Linked DNA regions of Homo sapiens: region 1 is linked to region 2. The links are chromatin loops, found by intact Hi-C in ENCODE. Cell type or tissue: A673. All regions are shown on one strand.

Region 1 (2,500 bases), 86 kb before region 2:
TTCTGCGTGGGTTGCACAGGCTATCTTTCATTATTCAAGATGTTAACTTTTCAAAGAATTTTCACATCTATCGGAAAGAGTAAATGCTATGAAATCTAAAAAGAATGCAGGAAAAATGACAGAACTCTTGGGAAGGGGAACTCGATGAAGATTGGGTTCCACTGCACACAACAGAAAGCCCAGAATAATCCAGATTAAACAAGTTAGAGGTTCATTTCTCTCATGTGAAAAAAGGCTGGAAGGAGGTACTTTCAGGCTGTGAGGGAGAGTTCTACAGTCAGCAGGGATCCAAGCTCCTTCTGTCTTTCTTACTCAACCTCCAAGCACATTGTTTCCATCCTCAGAGTGTCCTCATGATCCACCATGACTGCTGGAGCTTCAACCATCTCATCTACATCCCAGACTGGAGGAAAAAAGGAAGGCTGAGAACAAGCAGGACTCCTTCTCCACCTGCTTTCAGAAAGACTCCACAGAAGTTCCGCCCAGCAACTTCCACATGCCTCTCATTGGCTAGAACTCAGTCACATGATGATCTCCCGCCGCAAGGTGGGCTGGGAAGTGTAATCGTCCAGTGGGGTGCCGCGCTGTCCCGTGGTGTAGAGGTTATGTTATTAAGGGAGGAGGAAGGAGCGGGCGTCAGGCAGGCAGCTCGCAATTGAGAGGCCAGGAAGATTTTTCTGGGACTAAAAGAGAAAGTGGGGTGAGGAATTATACTAGCATGGAAGATCTCAGAAAACTGCAGAGGAAACAGTACAGGACCCTTGGCAGAGAGGTGCCTTGGCATCGGTGTTTAGAACTGGGCGGGGAGGCCTAGGGGCGTGGATCCCAGCCCTGAGTCTGACACCACTGGCCTCAGAGGCTACTCAGGAGCCATGCAGGATACATCACAGGCTGCAGAGGGATGGCCGAGGTCCCCATCTCCACGACAGGAGAGGGTCCCCTCTAAGAGAGGGCATAGTGCGCACGCTGCTTTCTTCTCTGGAAGTGAACGGGGGCTCCTGCCTCTGCGGCCAGGCTTCTCGCTCCCATTAGCACACCCCGGGCCTCACGAGGCGAGTGAGCCTGGTTATTAATGGACTTTCCAGACAGGAGTTCCAGAGTGGGCCTTTTTCATGGTCACTGGTGGTCTCTGCGTCCCACCAGCTCCGCGGGAATCCGGGCCACGGCGAAATGTTCTTAAAAGAGGAAAATTACCCAGAAAGCGACTCCCAAAGAAAAGTCAGCTTTAAAAAAGTTTGTGCGTGTTGCAAAGCATTATCGTTAAGTCCTCCAGCTAGGCTAAAAGCCTATCCCATTCCTCCCTGGGATTTCTAGTGAATTAATAATGCCGCTGATGAATATTCAAAAGTAGACAGCTATTGTGCCTCCAAGCACATAATTAATTATTCATTACACATTTTTATTCACTGAATTAAAAAACACAGGGTGCTCTGGGAAATGAAGTGTACTTCACTGCAGGGGCATGAAATTCCACACTGCCCCTTTAAGAACTATTATTCTCTATTTGTGGTTACCAAGCAACATAAATGCTAGGCAATTAGATCATGGGTTGTCCCTGAAGACTGATGGGATAATAAGCAGTAGTTAAGTATTAAGTTGACCCAGTGAAGGTCCCATATGAATAAACCTGGGTAGGACCACAGCTGGTGTCTTTTAAATGAAACTTTTACATTAATACCGTACAAAAGGTGATTCTGTTCCGGGAGCACGCGTCGGCAAAACTTGCTGGTCTGCAAATCCCGCACAGGTTGAATGTGCTGTTGCTCTGACGCGCCCGTACTTGAAAGGTTGTGCAAGGAGTGCACTGTCCTCTCCCAAATGGGGCAGCAGCCCGCCTCCAGGGACCAACGGGGCGAAGACGTCAGTCTTCAGCCTCGGCCTCCCAAAGAAAGAAATGCATTAGTTGAGGGACTTCCAGGGAGGGTGCAGGTGGAAGTGATGAAAACTGAGCTTCTCTACTAGAGGAGCTGAAGTCAGAGCAAAGGCCAGCCCTGCCAGAAAGGCCCAGCTGAGAAGAGTGCTGGTTTCTCCCTGCTCAAGGCCACACACTCATCCTGGACCCCAGCCCCAGAAGGGCCTTCTGCCCTTGACCCCAGTGCAGTGTTCTGACAGCCCAGGGCTGGAGCACCAGGTCTATGCAGCTGCCTCTCTCTCAAAATTCAGGTCGTAGTCATGTCTGTATCTTCAGAGCCTGGCACACAGTAAGCCCTCAACAAATGATTATTAATAAATAATAAGAGTTTGGGACACTTGATGGTGTGAGTTGGCTGAAGGTGAAAGTAAAGGAAAATAAATGACAAGTTTGGGACACTTTATTAGTCATGCTGTTTGGTTATGAAGCAAAGCTTAGACTAATGATTGCAGTTAGCTGTTTCTTTACATACTCCAGTGTTTGCAAATCTCTTAGCACTTTTCTTAAATGCTCCTGAGTGCTGCCAGCAGGAATGCCAAATACAGTTGTACAGAATGTGCACTGCACAAGGGTGCCTGGCCAAGGGAG
Region 2 (2,500 bases):
CCCCGTCTTGAAATTCCTCTCCTGACTGAGATGTTTGTTGTTCACTGTTGTACCCTCCCCTTCATCCTTCTTGAAGGCTGTTAATAGAACCATCAGACAGACAGGCAGCGTCAGGAGAACAGGCACCTCCCCAGATGCCTGTTGGGTTGTTCTCTCCCGTCTTCCACTTGGGCTACAAGTTGCCAAACACCTAGGAATAGGGGCCGTTTGGTCAAACTATAGCATCTACCAATGGTCAGTGCAAATGTCTCTCTTTGCCTCCACATACTGGGGGCACTGAAAGGAATCCCGGCCTTGATTTCTCTCCAGTGGGTGGTAGACACTGGAGGGCAGTCAACAGCATGCCAGGAACAGAATGAGGAGCAGCGCCTGGGCTGGAAGTTGGCTGTGGGCTGCAAGGTGGTGGTGGGGACTAATGGGGCAAGGGGTGACTGCATTTATCAATGAAAGTATGAAAGGCTTAATTAAATAATGACTCATAAATATTCAGCTCAGCCAAGCTGAGCCCCCACAATGATGGATGTCAGGGACTAAAAGGCTTTCAAGGGGAGGACTCTGCAGAGATGTGGGCCCCCACGCGTGTCAGAACGTAAAGGGCACACTGCCCACAGCCTCTGCTAGCTTGTGACATATCGTTCCCTCGCACCCGCCTTGCAAGCCAAATGCATTTTAAGGCAAGCGGTCTAGTTCCCTAATGAAGAGACTTCTCTATCAGGACCTTGGAATTTGTAGTACAGTAATCCCCTTTATCCATGGTTCTGCTTTCCGTGGTTTCAGTTACCTGCAGCCAACCACAGTCTGAAAATATTCAATGGAAAATGCCAGAAATAAACAACTTATAAGTAGTAAATTGTGCAGCCCTCTGGGTAGTGTGAAATCTGGCACCGTCCACTCCATCCTATTTGGGATGTAAACATTTCTTTTATCCAGCATGAAGCTGGATCTGGAAGGAAGGGAGGTGCGAGAGCAAGTATGCAACGGTACAAGTCTCCAATATGGGAATATGGGACCAGGTACAAGCACAAGTGACGGAAGCCCAGGGTCTTTGTGTGTGTGTGCGCTCTTTGTTCTCCTTTACTTAGCTTCTACCACCACTAAGAACCTGGACCACATCTTAATCATGTTGAGCTGCTCTGAGCCTCAAGATCTTTCTCAATAGGGCAGTAACATCTAACCTACTGCTCCCCACCCGCCCCACCCAGTCACACACTAGCTTTGCTGGCTGCTTTGTTCTCTGACCTTGACATGCTCTCCTGCCCCGTGCCCTGGTGCAAGCCCTTCACTCCACTTAGCATGCTGTCTCCTCTGCTCTGTTTCCTGATCACAGCCAAACTACCCATCAAATGGCACCTGCTCTCCCACATCCTCCCCAAGGCCACCAGGAAGCTGCATGCTCCCTCAGCACTTCTGGACCTCTTATTCTATCACTGTGATACATCTGGGCACCTACATCTCTCTCAACCCAACTAAGCTCTAAAACTCCAGCACCTTCCTGTTCCTCTGCAGTTGCCAAGCTCCTTCCTGCTTAAGAAACATGCTGCTCCCTCACTCGGCACCACCTTAGTCTTCAGGTCAAAGCTTGTCCAGTTTGAAAGGGTGCTCCTAACCTTCCAGAAGCACTCTTATTTCCGTTCAGAGCCCACTAGTAACTTACAGTTCATTTGTGTTGTCGGCATCTGTATCTCCTATGAACTATAAGCTTTCATAAGGACAGGGGCTATTATCAGTTTTGTTCCCCATGTATAACTAGGGCCTCTTTTTAACTGTTAAATGTGCCCCAAAATGGAAACAGCTTGGGCTTTAGAACCAGACAAGTTCAACTTATTACCAGGTCTCACTGATCTGTAACTACCCCCAGGCAGCTGTCACGGCAGCTGAGTGTGACGCCCACCACTCAGAGTGCGCCAAAGTGCCTAAACCCTGTGGACTCAGTGAACCCCAGTTCCCTCTCCTTGCTTGCTTCTCACTGTAACAGCACCTGGTACATGGTAGGGGATCAACGAATATCTGTTGAATGAACATCCTCCTCACAGGAGGCAAAACCATGCCCATTGAACTACACGAGTTTGTTTTTTTTCTAACTTTCTGATAGGGGTATTCACTTAAAGCTAAAGCCGGCCATTGTTGTGAGCCTCCCTGATTCAACCCTCACCTGGCAAACCAGGGAGTCTTTCTCCACTATACAGCCTGGTTCCCTCTCCATACCCCTCCTAGGTCCAGGCTCCCCCACATTTCTCCTCAGGCTTCAATCCAAAGCGTAGGTCCCCAGCTTGTGGAGACACACACATGATATGCTTGGGCTCTTTGCTTTACCTATTCAACAGCCGTGACAATCTCCAGGGAAAATGCCTGATATAAAATTACTTACCTAGTATGACCTTAAGTATGCTTTTTTTTTTTTTTTAAGGATTATGGGTGAAGTTTCTTCTTTATGCTTTTCTGTATTTTTTAAGTATTACAATGAATATGAATTTTGACTACAATGAATATGAATTATGAC

What was found. Peaks named below come from ENCODE experiments on the same cell type or tissue, not always from the same donor. Only the 100,000 strongest peaks of a DNase experiment are listed, where the experiment ranks them.
Region 1: it touches region 2 in a loop (2.7-fold over the local background); 6 of 110 quality-filtered maps call a loop at or near these places.

The regions. Positions count from the first base shown.
Region 1 is chr14:96,661,749-96,664,248 of GRCh38, reverse strand. It overlaps LOC105370645 (a long non-coding RNA gene), which reads right to left and starts at 454. Exons shown (of 3, transcript XR_944179.4): 1 at 1-454. In A673, no CTCF peak of the experiment used is centred here; a DNase peak (open chromatin) is centred at 1,358.
Region 2 is chr14:96,575,989-96,578,488 of GRCh38, reverse strand. No RefSeq gene overlaps it. Among named protein-coding and RNA genes, the nearest start is that of PAPOLA, 75 kb to the right of the region's middle. In A673, no CTCF peak of the experiment used is centred here; no DNase peak of the experiment used is centred here.